Linked DNA regions of Mus musculus: region 1 is linked to region 2. Evidence: chromatin loops called from intact Hi-C (ENCODE). Cell type or tissue: left cerebral cortex. All regions are shown on one strand.

Region 1 (8,000 bases), 200 kb before region 2:
CCAATGCTCTATGCATACCCTACAGTGAGTAAAACGACAGACATCACTCCACTTGCCCAAAATCCATTTAAAATTTAAATTGACTTAATTGTTGCATATTTCTATGTGATATAATGGAAGTTTACAGAGATCAAAATGAGAAACAGTGGATTCTGAAAAGGGCTTCAGGGTTCATTTGTGATAAGCCATAGCCACTCTTATGGCATGTGCCTTTGGTGCGACCTGTAATGTTATCGCTTATGTCTCCTTATTTACATCCTAATCATCCTCTGGTGATGAACTCAGAATGGTAGCATTTTTCATTAGATCATTTGCCATGGCAACTAGAATTGGGGAAGGCCTTCTGCTGGCTGCACCACTGGGCCTGGCGGGGCTTATTCTTCTTTGGCTATCATTGACTTCTTGTAGGATATTCATCCTCTGGTGTTTGCTGGGTGACATGTGGACTGGAAAGCTATAAATTCTTATTTGTGGGGACAAAAAGATAGTCTGTCTCTAGTCATTGGAAGTATAATTAGGTGCTGACAGACAGCTAAGGCACTGGAATAGCAGGGGTATATAAAGAGGCATAAAAGGTTGCATAATTTATCTTATGGGTTCTGAGGAAGCTAAGGGTTACTATTGACACTTATAGACCACTGTATCTTTTGGCCTTTTGAAAAGGGTTTTGGTGTTTTCAAGCAGTTGTTAGGAATGACTAATGAATCTATTAGAAAATCTGGTTTTGGTAATATCAACGACAGCTGAAACAAAGCAAAGATGAGTTTTGGGAGGCCAGTGCAATTTAATGCATCTTATACGCATTTCAGAGGAAACAAGATAACTATTGCAGAATGAACACGTGTGAAGTCATCACACACAGAGCAAACACATGTGAAGTCATCACACAGAGCACATGCATGTGAAGTCATCACACAGAGGTCCAGGCTCCAAGGGCAAATGTGACTTACTCATTATGAGATTTGCTCTGTATTAGTTGCTTTTCTGCTGCTGTAAGGAAATCCCCTAACAAAAAGCAAGTTAGGAGAAAGTGTTTCATTATAGTGGGAAAGGCACAATTCATTCACACACAGGAAACAGGACATACTGTGGAGCCAGGCTATAAATTCTCCATACCCACCTTAGTGATGTACTTCTTCCTGAAGTCTCCATAACCACAGGGAACCATCTATTCAAATACATGGGCCCATAGGAGACATTTCTCAAATCACAGCATACACTGTACTTATTCAGCAAACAGTGTCCAAGGTCTGGCTTCTAGAGAACATTGACATAGGCACCTGTATTTTGATAGTAGACGGTCTACTGCTTGATATAAAACTTACCTTCATCTTTTTTGGGGGGGGGGTGCAGTTTCTGTTCTTTTCTTTTTTAAAAAAATGGGATATTTTATTTATTTACATTTGAAATGTTATCCTCTTTCCCAGTTTCCCCTCCAGAAACTCCCTATCCTATTCCCCTTCCCCCTGCTTCTAAGAGGCTGCTCCCCCAGCCACCCACCCATTCCTGCCTCCCCACCTTGGCATTCCCCTACACTGGGGCATCAAGCCTTCACGGGACCAAGGCCCTCTCCTCTCACTGATGCCAGACAAGGCCATCATCTGCTACATATGTGGTTTTATTTATTTATTTATTTATTTATTGATTGATTGATTTTTAAGACAAGTTCTCACGATATAGCTCTGGCTGTCCTAGAACTCACAGAGATACACCTGCTTCTGCTTTCTGAGTCTTGGAATTAAAAGTGTGTGCCACCATGCATGGCTAAATTTATCTTAATCTTGAGGGTTTTAGTGTGTGGGAGAAGCATTGTAATTGAAGGGATAATGAAGGAGGCACACACACACATCTGCTCTCATGCATGGTCACAAATACACACTCATATACACAAACACAAATTTGAACAGGGATAAAAATATTCATTTGTTAAAAACATTCCAGAATGTGAAGATAGAAAGTGTACATCAAAAGGAGTAATTTGATGTGAGGATGAAATCTTAGAATAACTACTCTTTATATTAATTATGATAAGCACCACAAATGCATTAAAGATAAAAGTCTACATTTCCACCACCCATGAAATAGTGCTATGGAGAGTTCTGCAACTTTTTTTTTTTTTTTCTAAGACAGTTTATTTAAGCAGCCCTGGATATTCTGGAACTCTCTCCGTAGATGAGGCTGGCCTTAAACTCAGAGTTCTGCCCACCTCTCCTCCTAAGTGCTGGGATTAAAGATATGCTATCTGATCTTATATTTTTCTCAAGTTGTTTTGTTTAATGGAAGCAAGTTTATATTGTACATGCTATTTGACCACTGTAGTTTTCACTACACAAAAAGAGTCTTGTCAAATCATAGCCCAGGGGAAGACATCAGGCATTTGGAAAGTATGAATGTAATCAAGTGGGTATGTATTAAATGGTGCAGGAAGGAGGCTTAGCAACAGGCCCAGGGATCCGTTTGCCAGAAGAAAGAAAGGTAGGCTTGCCAGAGCACTGCACAGCTCAGGAAGAGCTATAGCTGAGCAAGGCTTTGCATTCACTAATAGGGACATAAATATGAAGAGGAAAGCCAACATTTACTCTTAGATGTGGTAAGGCCAGGGGAAATTTCTATGGCTTATGGGACGAAGAATGCTTGAAGAAAATGACCTCAAGCAATAAGGTTGGAAGTTGGAGGGCAGCTGAGAAGAATAGATCACTTGGTAAAATGGTTGCTATGAAATCTGAGGATCCCATTTTGACCCCCGGCACTCACATAAAAATCTAGGAATGGTGGTGCATTATTGTAATTCCAGCATTGAGACAGTGCACGAGGAAGCCTCATGTGCACTGACCAGCTAGGGTAGCCTAATCATTGAGTCCCAGATCCCACTGAAAGGCCTTGTCTCAAAATATAAAGTGGAGGGTTACTGAGTAACAACACCCACACGTATATACCGCCTTCACAGATATGTGTAGGTATACAAAGACACAGACACACACTATTCCAGTGTTACCCACAGGAAAGAACCTGTGTAAGGGAGTTCAAATTTAGTGGCATTCACTTTTAAATTTTTATAACTTTTTCTTTTTAAAACTAATTTATTTGTTGATAGTTTCATACACATATATAATATGTTCTGGCTAGACTAATTTCCCTGCTAGTTCTTCCTTCCCTCTATTCCCATCCTCTGGTTAAGTCCCCATCCTTCCAATTCTGCTTTTGGAGTTTTGTGTGGGGCTGTGATAGGTAGCCTATTTTGGTTGAATGGGGCTTGCTCCAGTGACCCAGTAGAGAAATCTTCAAGGGACAGAAAGGTGAGCCACGTTCCCAGAATCAGGTGCCTGTCCATAATTCTGTGACTATCAGTCACACAGACAATGTCCCAAGCTTCTGGCATTCTGGCTGGACTCCACCCCCACAGTTACCTGGCAACAGCAACATAGCCCAGCCCACTATAAGAGGGGCTGCTTGGCCCCTCCTTGCTCTCTTTAAGCCCTCACCTTTCTTACTCTTTAGCCCTCCTTCTCTCTTTCTCTTATGCCCTCTCTCCAAGTGGTCATGGGTGGCCTCTCTCTCTCCCCCTGCCTTTCTACAATAAAGCTCTAAAACCATAGATTGTCTCTGATCATCAAGGCCTGCCATGCTTGAATGATGGGATGGGCTTTCTCCTACGGAGCCACCACTAACCTACCAACAGAAGGCCATCCTGCGCTCCAGCCACGGACCTGACCAAGGACCTGACCAAGGACTCTTGCCCGTGTGGGAACCATCCAGCACCTCATCTCCCCCTGCCCTCTCCTCCCTTCATCCCGGGGGCTGAGTGCTGCCCCGGGGACCCTATTCTGTTGCTGTATTCAGCGTGGGATGTGGGAGGCTGGGAACCTGGTACCTAGGGCTGTCCCTTGTCCACCACCTGCCATGTGGGGTCAGTGGCTTTACACAGCCAGACACCCACCCGGGGCCAAGTCCACCTGCCCAGAGCATAGGAACTCTGGAGGGACGCAGGTTCTCTTCCACTCCCTCTTTCCCCAACACCCATGGCCTCACAGTTTTGTGTGTTGTTATTTTGGTTTTTTGTTTTTGTTGTTGTTTGGCCTTGTGACCCACCAAGTGTAATCAGATGTAACTCACATGTGCACTGGTAACTCACCAGTGGCCACACCACTAATGGCATCCCATAACTGTCTCCTTTATAATTGAATGTTAGGAACTCCAGTGTAAGTAAAGCCTATGCTGGCAGTCACAGTTGCTGTGAGCTCATGAGTGCACTGTCTCTCCGTGTTCCCATGGCCCTCCTCCACATGACCCAGTTCTTTTCTTTCTGTTCTTTCATTATCTGTTTTTTTTTCAATACTTCATATGGCTAAGCTGACTCCCTACACACATGTGGATTCCCTCCCTTTTCCTTCTGTATGGGTCAGCAGATGAATTCACAAGTACAGGTTTGTACATCCTGTGAAACTAACGCTTGTGTTCCTTTTGAATGGTTCCCACTGGATTTGTGCTGGGAAGTGAGAAGAGCTGCTTCCTCATGCTGTTCTGTGACTGTAACAGTGAAGAGATCTTCTATTTTGTTCTTAGATTCCAAATCCACCTTGAGTTTTCTCTTGACTTTGATTGCATTAGAGATGTACATTCTGCATGTAACAGAGGAACCGTCTAAACAGCAGTCAGAAATCCCCATTAAAATCCCAGCTGCTTTGGATTTGGTTACACCGGTTTTGTAATTGAGTTAGTTAGATGTGTGTTGATTTAGTATGTCTAGAATAAAATAGGCACTTGTGACAGAGGAGAAGTAAAGTATAATACAATTTGTACCAATTACTGTTGTGACATGTGATGGGATGTGTGCAGTTACCCATATTTCATACAAGATCCATTTTAGGCTTTCATCCTTTCAACACAAAGGCTGTGCAATGCAAAATATGCCCACACAGTCTCCATTACATAAGTACACAAAAACATCCCTGCACTCTATGTTTTTAAAAACCCAAATGCAGCTAAAATATTGAAATAGAGAGAGAAGCTATTTTCATTTATAGTGTGCATCCTAGGAAACCATAGGAGATTCACAATTGCTTTGTGTGAAGTATTGGCCTCCAACAAAGCAAACAAAGTGGAGAGCTGTAAGTTTTAGTTATTTTGATTTTTAGAGAACTTTTTGCATTCTCCCTGCTCAGCTCTCTCCTGTCACATGTTCAGCCTGTGCATAGTTTTTCTTTTGTGATGTGTGTCACTCCCCAGACAACCTGATGTTCTATGGAGCTTATACAGCCAAGTTCATAGCTTAATTCCTCTCTGCTTGAGTTCACATAACCAGCCCCTCCATCAGATACCAACAAACATGCCTACCTACTGTGCATTTTCTAAACTGAATGTATAATGCCTTTCTTGACCCTGATGCCTACAGCTCTCATATCAGGAAACTTATTTACTCTTATTCCTCTGTCACATTTTAGTTTGTCAATTACCAACTTCTATTGATTCAGCCTCCAAAGTAGCCAAAAATCTCCCAGCCTCTCTTTTTCTGGCCCTCATCCTTGAGCCAGATCCTATCACCTCCTCTTTGGTTAACGTTGTGCCTGCCTTCTTTCCAAGATGATTTACAGCTGTGATCACAATTACTTTAAAGTCTTCCTTTTATTTGGTGACTTTTTAACTTTAGGATTTCATTCTTTAATAACCTTAGCTCCTTTTCTCAGTAGCCTGGTTTCTTGTCTTGCTTTTTTTTGGAGTCAGCCTGCTTGGTGCATCTTCGCTTGTGTACGGTAATTGAATGATGGTTTCACAATAGTGTTCAACTGGGAAGGTCTGCCATTTGAGGGCATTGTGATTCTCTGGGGGAGTTCTGCCTTTCTCTGTATCCCCTGTCCGTGGCCATTCATTCATCAACAGGCACTAAACAGCCATTACTGATGACTCATTGTTCATCACTGAGTGACAACTATTTACCAGACTCACCCAAGATCCAGAAAGTGAGAAACATAGACCTTGTTGCAGCCCAAGAGTGAGAAGGTAGGAGAAGAGTAGCTGCAGTCCTCTGACTGTGACCTGAAGGTGGCCCTGGCCTTTTCCTCTGTTTGGATCCTTGGCAAAGAATCTAAAGCCTCTTGGTTTGCTTTGGATTCTAATTTTTTTTCTCTCTAAAATGTATCCTATTTGCATTAATCTTTCAGGGGTTTATTGCCATTGTTATTTTTTAAACTTCTTTTTAAGATCAGCCATACTCTTGGTCTAAGCCTCTGAAAAGGCCTTCAAGAGTCTGGCCAGCTCTCTTTCTAATCCATCAGTCCTGTTAAGGGCTCTTCATGGGAGGGTTAGAGTCACTGTGTCTCTTGCTTCTATAGGTCCTTTGAGGGTTTCATAGTTCCCTTAGAACTAGGTTTCCTCATCCTGCTGAACAATCCGCTGTTCTTCATTTCTGAGCCATGTTACTATTTCTGTCTTCTTTGCAACAGAGTTCTAGATCCCTACTCTTCTACCTTCTTCTCCTTCTTTGGCCCTGTACAGTGAGTTGGATCTTTAACTTGTCTGTCTGTTTAACTGCTGCATTTATTTGTTCAACAAGGCTGGTCTTCACTGCAGGCTGTAACATGTTTTCCTAGAACAAGGCAAAGTTACCTACATATACTGGATGACCTGAATCATATACATTCTTCCTTACATGTGGCTGATCAACTAATTGTATAGCTGACTACAAATCTTGACTATTCTGTCCAATATTATAACCAATAATCAATCACACATGGCCACTGAACACCTGGAACGTGCCTAGTGCAATTAGCATTTTATTTCATTTAAGTAATTTATACATAATTGGGTAGGAGGTACCATACTTAAAAGTATTTTATAGCTATTTCCATGTTGAACTCGTGTTTATAAGTCAGCATGGTATGGGGAGATGACTCTTGAGTTTCTAGTATACTTTTTTTTTCCTGAGCAAAGAGAATGATTACTTTTTGTTATAGGTTATTTTTAGGATGTTTACTGAGTGACCAAACTTAGAAGATGCTAATAGTGTCTTGATGTGGGATAAAGAGTGGACATTCTTATCACTCTTTATAAAATTAAGTTTACTATGTTCATAGTTTCTCTGAAGTTGCACAATCCATGATTTGGGCAGGTGCTACTTGGTCTTATTTATGACATCACCTTGTGGGAACTGGGGTTTGGCAAACTGGCCAAATGTATTCACTCATACTCTTGCTATTTCAAGGAGTTGTAAACTCTCTTTTGTTTTTGACCCAGAACTTGTGAACTCTCTACCAGGGGCAACAACATTATGGATTGTTTACTTGTTATCTTGTAATGGATAAAAATTCCATAGTTCTTGATATACAGATAAAACGAAAGTTCCTAAGTATATTTTGCTCAGGGTAGATTTCAAGCTCGTTTGTGTTCTGAATGTTTTTGGTTTCTTCACTTGCTGAAACTACTAAGGAACATTCTGCACCCACTGATGTTCTGAAAAGAGACCTTCCTGTTAACAGAGGATGGCAGTTGAGATAACTTGAGTCTAAAGTGCCAGAATGTGCTGCCATTGCATTGAACAACTGGCAGATGCTGTCTTCACATGATCTTGAACTCACAGGTAGGCATTGCTTCACTACCTTTCTTGTCACTGTGACAAAATTTCCAACAGGAAGCAACCTGAGTGAGGGTTTATTTTGGCTCATAGTCGAAGGGAATACAGTTCTTAGTGGATGGGGAGGTATGTTTCACAGTGGCACAAGTGGTTTGTTTACAACCTGGTTAACCAGGAATCTAAGAGAGACTGGGGTTGGAAGTGGGGTTGGGCTGAAAACCTCAAGACATACATACCCCTTACTGATTTACTTCCTCCAGCTAGGCTCTTTACCTGCTGAAGGTCCCACAACCCCTCAAACAATACCACCAGGTGGAGACTGGGTGTTCCAACACATGAGCCTGTGAAACAAATTTTACATAGGAACAACTGGTGTGCATCTCACTGGAGAATTCCCAAGGTGCTTTTCCTTCTATTTACCAATGCAAGTAAG
Region 2 (8,000 bases):
CATCTAATTAAAAAATTAAAAAAAAAACGAAAGCTGAAATTTTAGATTTGACATACATTGAATAATGTAAAGGGAAAAGTCTTTAAACCTAATGTGACAAATTTCAAATAAGAATTATTCATTTTTTTATTGCTTGGAATAGATGTATACAAAGTGTCTTAATTCTTCTCTGTCCCCCAACCACTTTTCTTTCCAATGTTCTGTGCTTTAAAACAAAAACAAAAACAAAAACAAACAGTGAATTAACTTAGTCCTGCCTCTAGGTGCTTGTGTGTAGGGTCATCTTCTGGAGTATAGCAATTTGGGCTTGTACAATGAACTCTATCCTAGAATGAGTAGAAAAAATGCTCAAAAGCTAGGAATGAAGTAGAAAAAGATCTTACTTACCTAGTTCAACTTTGGGTTCTTGTTGTGGTCCAGAATTCATGTAATAGTGAAGACACTTATAAACAAAGCTAAGACATATAGTGATCTTCAGAACAAAGAGCTAGAATCAGGCAGAGGAAAGGAGACTGACAAGCAGACTGATGCAAAATAAGAAGGTAGAAGATTGTTAGAAGTTGTGGCAGCTGGTTTGGTGTTCCATGCATATATTTACAGCTATTCTAATCTGGAGGCTAAAGCGGAAGAACTAGAAGTTCAACATTTGCCTGAGCTGCAGAGTGAATTTTAGAATTAGTCTCAAAATAAAGAGTAAAATGAGATGGGAGATTGTCTTCATTAGGGTTCTGTTGCCATGAAGCATTGTGACCAAAACACCTTGGGGAGGAAAAGGTTTATTTCTCTCACAGTTCCACATAACATTTTCTCATCAAAAGCAGTGAGGGCAGTAATTTATTCAGGGCAGGATCATGGAGGCAAGAACTAATGCAGATGCCATGTGTACTGGCTGGTTGTGGGTGTCAACTTGACACAGGCTGGAGTTATTACAGAGAAAGGAACTTCAGTTGGGGAGATGCCTCTACAAGGTCCAGCTGTAAGGCATTTTCTCAATTAGTGATCAAGGGAGAAAGGCCCCTTGTGGGTGAGACCATCTCTGGGCTGGTAGTCTTGGGTTCTATAAGAGAGCAGGCTGAGCAAGCCAGGGGAGGCAAGCCAGTAAAGAACATCCCTCCATGGCCTCTGCATCAGCTCCTGCTTCCTGCCTTGCTTGAGTTCCAGTCTTGACTTCCTTTAGTGATGAACAGCAGTATGGAAGTGTAAGCTGAATAAACCCTTTCCTCCCCAACTGCTTCTTGGTCATGATGTTTATGCAGAAATAGAAACCCTGACTAAGACACCATGGATAGGTGATACTTTCTGGTTTACTCCTCATGACTTGCTTATTCTGCTTTCTTTTTTATTTTTTTTATTTTTTTTATTATTAGGTATTTTCCTCGTTTACATTTTCAATGCTATCCCAAAGGTCCCCCATACCCACCCCCCCCAATCCCCTACCCACCCACTCCCCCTTTTTGGCCCTGGCGTTCCCCTGTACTGGGGCATATAAAGTTTGCGTGTCCAATGGGCCTCTCTTTGCAGTGATGGCCGACTAGGCCATCTTTTGATACATATGCAGCTAAAGACAAGAGCTCCCGGGTACTGGTTAGTTCATATTGTTGTTCCACCTATAGGGTTGCAGTTCCCTTTAGCTCCTTGGGTAATTTCTCTAGCTCCTCCATTGGGGGCCATGTGACCCATCCAATAGCTGACTGTGATCATCTACTTCTGTGTTTGCTAGGCCCCGGCATAGTCTCACAAGAGAGAGCTATATCTAGACAAGGCTGTCCACTCTCACCCTACCTATTCAACATTGCACTTGAAGTCCTAGCCAGAGCAATTAGACAACAAAAGGAGATCAAGGGGATACAAATTGGAAAGGAAGAAGTCAAAATATCACTTTTTGCAGATGATATGATAGTATATATAAGTGACCCTAAAAATTCCACCAGAGAACTCCTAAGCCTGATAAACAGCTTCAATAAAGTAGCTGGATATAAAATTAACTCAAACAAGTCAATGGCCTTTCTCTACACAAAGGATAAACAGGCTGAGAAAGAAATTAAGGAAACAACACCCTTCTCAATAGTCACAAATAATATAAAATACCTTGGCGTGACTCTTAACTAAGGAAGTGAAAGATCTGTATGATAAGAACTTCAAGTCTCTAAAGAAAGAAATTAAAGAAGATCTCAGAAGATGGAAAGATCTCCCATGCTCATGGATTGGCAGGATCAACATTGTAAAAATGGCTATCTTGCCAAAAGCAATCTACAGATTCAATGCAATCCCCATCAAAATTCCAACTCAATTCTTCAACGAATTAGAAAGGGCAATCGGCAGATTCATCTGGAATAACAAAAAACCGAGGATAGCAAAAATTCTTCTCAAGGATAAAAGAACCCCTGGTGGAATCACCATGCCAGACCTAAAACTGTACTACAGAGCAATTGTGATCAAAACTGCATGGTACTGGTATAGTGACAGACAAGTAGACCAATGGAACAGAATTGAAGACCCAGAGATGAATCCACACACCTATGGTCACTTGATCTTTGACAAGGGAGCTAAAACCATCCAGTGGAAAAAAGACAGCATTTTCAACAAATGGTGCTGGCACAACTGGCGGTTATCATGTAGAAGAATGCAAATTGATCCATTTCTATCTCCTTGTACTAAGGTCAAATCTATTCTGCTTTCTTATACATCCCAGGACCACTAACCCAGAGATGACACCACCCACACTGGACTGGGTGCTCCCTCATAATTCATTAAGAAAATGTCCTTCAGGCTTGTGTATAGATGGAGGACCTATTTTCTCAGGGGAGGCTCCCTCCTCTCTAATAACTCTGGGTTGTGTCAAATTGACATTGAACTAGTGATATAGCTCAGTGGTAGGGTGTTTGCCTAGCATGTATAATGCTCAGTACCTAGTACCACCACCACTAAATGATGTAGCTTTTATGCATTCTGGACTGGACCTGCAGATTGTTCTTGGGTAAACCTAAAGTTTGAGATACTTCTTAAATTCTTCTTAGTTGGAATGGGCTTCCTGGCATTTATCTCTCTGTAAAGACTGAGCTATATAATGCTCCTAAATATAGCAGTGCTCATCTGAACCGGACAAAAAAGTTGCAGCTTCTTCTGTTATATTGGACCTGTCTATGGCTCTTCAACAAATGTAAAGCAAAATCAAAATATGATTCATTAGATGTATGATAACAAGGTAAGAACAAAACATTAATTATTTTTACCCTCAGGCTGTCAGGCTACAACCTGTTGTTAGTAAAGCAAATGCAGCTATGAGCAGAGTATTTTTTTCTTGCCTGTAGCACAGACTTTCAGCTCTTATTTTAATTGGAGTTGTGCATTTGAATATTCATAAGCATACATTGCAAGCTCACAAACCAAGATTGTTTTCTGTGTAGGATACCCACCAGAAACAAGGTCACCATTTATTTGAAAAAAACAATATGGCATGTGGGATGGAATGAGGTTATGGTAACACAATTTTTCTAACCTTAAATGGGCTGTGGGCTGTGTTCTGACACATGGCCTGGTAAGACAAAATATTTTAAATCAGCAGAGTCCTGGAAAATCCAGGACATATGGCTGACTTAGCTTTGGAACTAAAATAATTTTTTCAGTGAATTAAACAATGTTATCCCAGTATATTTGTAGATCCCTTGACTTATGAATTCAGTCACTTCCTGGGAAAGTATGGAAGCCCTTCAGTGTATGTTTGCAGACTTCTCTATGGGTTCTATTCTCTATTTCACAGACATCTTTAACCATTCCAAACAGTGTTAGTGTGTGAAAGACACTCTCCATGCTTTTCATATGTGAGTTCTTCTCCAACACTGGAGACTGAAGTCTTAGGGTTGAGTGCTCATATTGCTTATTATCCTTTTTAGTTATTTCTATGTCTCAGCAAACCTCTAGTGTGGTATGCTTAGGTACTGCCAATGGAGATTGATTTGCTGTTGTTTGTTGTGGAGATAGTAGGCTGTTTAAGGCAAGGGTTTTTCTTCTTCCACATCTCTCTCTTTCTTTTGTACTTTTGTTCATTCTTTCATTCTTTTGTGGTAGTATCTCATTTAGTCCAGGTGACTGGGTTTAGAACTTACTATGTAGCCAAAGATGACTTTTAATGTCTGACTCCACTGCCTCTATCTTCCAGGTGCTGGTATGTAGGTGGGCACTAGAACTAGCCAACCAGGATTGTTTCTTAAACAATTCATCTCTGCTTCTTTTCAAAGTGTTTGGTATCCCAAACAGTCAGGAATTTAGTAAAGGATAAAGTAACCATTGGTTGAGTGAATAAAATTGTGGAATTTTATTGTCTGTTGTAAATATATTGTCTTGAAGGAAGTAAGACTTAATGATAGCAAATAATGGGATCATGGAATAGAATTTGTAAAGGAAAGGAAAAAACATTATGCAGACCTGAGAGTGTTGGAAGAGAAAGGTACATGAGAAGAGACACTGAAGACCAACATGTTCTGCAGTGAGGAGTGAGTTTGTGGTACAAAGGAGGGAGTCTCTCATGTTAAATATGGAGTGATTGAAGATATTGAATTCACTGAATTAAAAATCATAAATGTACACTCATTACAATGGCAAAATGAAAAGATCAGGAAACCACCAAGTGTTGGTGAGCATACAGGCAGCCAGAACTCTCATCCACTGCTAGTGTGAGTGGACCTTGTTGGTATTTTTGATAGTGAAGTTGTCCTCAAATTCCACCTCTGGGACACATCCTGAAGAAATTCAACACTCATACACAGTAGGATATTTGTAGCACCACTATTAAATAATACAACTGTGTTAAAAGTTACCCAAATGTTTATCAACAGAAAATACATAAATCATAGCATATACAGGTAATGCTAGAAAACAGCAATAAGAATGAGTAAGCCATAAATATAGACATCAGGAATCAGTAGGCCCAATATCTGATAAAAGAAGATAAACAGAAAAAGGTACATTCTGTACACTTCTATTTTAGAGTACTACTAAATGGCAACATTAATGTGGATTCAGAAGCCAGTGTGACAGTTAGTGAAAGGTGGGGTGGTGTATTCCAGGGGGTGAGAGAGAACACTGGATTCTAGGAGTTTGATAATGTTCTTTCCTTAGACTGGGTGCTAAGCATGTAGGCATGTGCAGTTTGTATGTATCCCTTGAACTTTTAACTTATGACTTATTTCCCTATTGCATATTGATTTTTTAAGTACATTTAAGAAATCAATCAAGCTTCAGTAAGAAATGTAGTAAAATAATATTCTGATGCTCTGACCTAGGAATTTCTTTTTAAGAAATAGTGTTTGACGGATGATTTCTACAGAAGGGAAAATCATTAATATGGTTAGGGAGGGTATGTGAGGATTTATGACTAGGCTGGAGGAAGCATTAAAAGGAGCCATTTAGACATAGTTGGGTAGGGAGAAGAGATGTCTTGTTTCACATGTTTTCCTTTCGGCCTTTGGTTTAAGGCAAGGAATAATTTGAGGGTATCCAAGTGTCAGGAGGGAGAAGTTTGTCTGTGGAGAATAGAATGAAGAACTAAAGTCTGAGAGAAGGTATCAAGGACAGAGGCAGGACACTTGGGCTTTCGAAGGAAATCAAGTCCATTTACCTAGAAGTGTAGGAGTATGGAGGACATTGAGGCTCTTGAAGGTGTCTCAGTGTATGTAGCATGAGAGGGGGCATAAAGAAATGAGTGAGAAAATCAATATAGCTTTTAAGGAACACACTTTGGAGACTAGAGAAGAATACTTTTGCCCAACACAATGAAGAACACCATTAGTGTGTTTGCTATAGTTTTATCATGCAGGGTACTGGTGTTTAGGGTAAAATGAAGAGCAGATAATCAGAAAGGATACCTAGATTAGAGTGGGGGTTAAAGGTAAGTCTCTAAGAAGGATGTGATTCCAAGGTGTGGTGAGGACTTTTGCATAATAACTTACAGCATAGTGAATTGTTTGGCAAGAATTAAATGAAGTGTCTGAGTAAAATTTCAGACTAGAGAGGGTCTGAAGAAGTAAAGGCTTGGGGCCAGGAAGGATCATATTTGGTGGATGCAGGGAGTTGGGGGAGATGACAGACTCTAGTAGTTTGAATATGCTTAGCCATGGGAAGCAGCACTGTTAGGAGGTGTGACCTTGTTGGAATGGGTGTGACCTTGTTGGAGGAAGTGTGTCACTGTGTTCATAGTCTTTGAGGCTAAAGTTTCCCCCATGTAGGTGTGGAAGAGAGTCCCCTCCTAGCTGCCTGCAGAGAAGTCTCCTCCTGACTGTCTTCGGATCAAGATGTAGAACTCTCATCTACTTCATCCAGCATGTCTGCCTGCATGCTGCTATACTTCCCACCATGAAGATAATGGACTGAACTTCTGAAACTGTAAGCCAGCCCCAGTTAAATATTTTCTTTTATAAGATTTGCCTTGGTCATGTTGTCTCTTCACAGCAATAAAACCCAAGCTAAGGCATAGATCAAACTTCTCTTGTTCCTGGTTCTGTACATCTCAGGTCCCTACTAAATTTCAGCTTAATCTTCCCATCCCAGAGAGAGCTTTTCACTGTGGTCATTATTTCTCTATCTAAAGCTACTCAAGAAACAAAAACATGGGGCGGGGTGGGTAAATGGAGTTTCAATAAAGAGTTGAACACCTCATGCTATATATAGCAGTGGTCCTTATAGTTAGGTACAGGTGGAGCCATAGTCAGATGTCCTCATTGTCATAGGTGGCTCAAATAAAATGCTTAATGATCACAGTGAATGAGAAGTTTTAGGTACATGCCCCCCCCCCCACCTTTTCTTTATATTTATTTTTGTAGTGATGGGGATTGAATCCTGGGTCCCCAGATCTGGAATTTTTTTTAAATCCAGAGACTTGTTTATTATTATTATTATTTACTATTATTATTATTATTATTATTATTATTATTTAATTTTCTGTCAGAGATTCTCCTTCTATTCTTTTAAAAAATAAACATCAAAACCTATTAATGTTACAGATAGGACCACTGCATCAGGACTTATTTGAGCATGAGTGTAGTTAGCCTTCAGCAGCCTTTTACACTGAGCTAGATTTTTACCCACATACAACCTTTCTGCCACTACTATTACCATCATCTGTGGCTCAACCACAAATACTCACATTATACACTTTCAGCATCATTATCCCAAATTGAGGAATTTCAGATAGAATCATCTGTGAAAATATCAGAGGTAAAAGTAAGCTATTACAGGGTGTTGATGTCACCCCAAGGCCTTGTTTGCTATTTTCCTGCTCATTTTACTGCATTTAACCCACTATAGAAGGGACTGAGCTATAATCAACTGTAATTTATTGGGGCTAATGGAGGGACAAAGAGATCCTAGCAGTATAGGACAGTGAACACGGGGTAAGGATGAGGACACATGCATGCATATTTTCTAGACAGCACAGGCATAAAAAAAAATCAGTCCTAATAATTTGCAACTCGACTGGAATGTTCTGTGACCTGAGGCAACAAGAGTAATAGACCAAGGAGGTGGTAAACATTTTAGTCACTGGCAGATGCAAAAAGAGCTGTGTTAAGAAACACAACAAGCAGAAAATGGAGAGTTGGTATATAGCTGGCTGCTGAAAGGGTATGGTTCTATTGGAACCACATTCATATGCCACATCATTATTTTTATTATGCAACTTTTTTCCCCTATGAATTACCCAAAGGTAGCTCTGACCTTTGACTGAACTCTGGGGAGAACTCAGATTCCATACTGCTTGCTAATTTTACTCCTACAGATGTGGAAAAGGAAGCCAGCGGATGTTAGTCTCATGAAGGGCTCAGAAGATGGTGCTTGCTGTTAAAATTCCCTGAGGTGCTTCTGGGAGACAAACATGGCCTGTTGACGGGATGTGGTGCCCTTTGCATCCTGACATCTCATTTCTGTAGAAGGGATGAATCATTATGTGAGAGCCTTTTAGTAGGTCAAAATAAAACAAGAGTTACATTAGACCCAAACTTGCTGTC

Evidence for each region. Hi-C counts contacts between places; a loop is a spot of excess contacts. Peaks named below come from ENCODE experiments on the same cell type or tissue, not always from the same donor. Only the 100,000 strongest peaks of a DNase experiment are listed, where the experiment ranks them.
Region 1: it touches region 2 in a loop (6-fold over the local background); 2 of 42 quality-filtered maps call a loop at or near these places.

Annotation. Positions count from the first base shown.
Region 1 is chr14:123,033,156-123,041,155 of GRCm38, forward strand. No RefSeq gene overlaps it. Among named protein-coding and RNA genes, the nearest start is that of Gm33906, 6.1 kb to the right of the region's middle. In left cerebral cortex, no CTCF peak of the experiment used is centred here; DNase peaks (open chromatin) are centred at 4,317 and 4,809; H3K27ac peaks cover 1,121 bases.
Region 2 is chr14:123,229,481-123,237,480 of GRCm38, forward strand. All of the region lies in intron 1 of Gm33906 (a long non-coding RNA gene), which reads left to right. Among named protein-coding and RNA genes, the nearest start is that of AA536875, 65 kb to the left of the region's middle. In left cerebral cortex, no CTCF peak of the experiment used is centred here; a DNase peak (open chromatin) is centred at 3,510.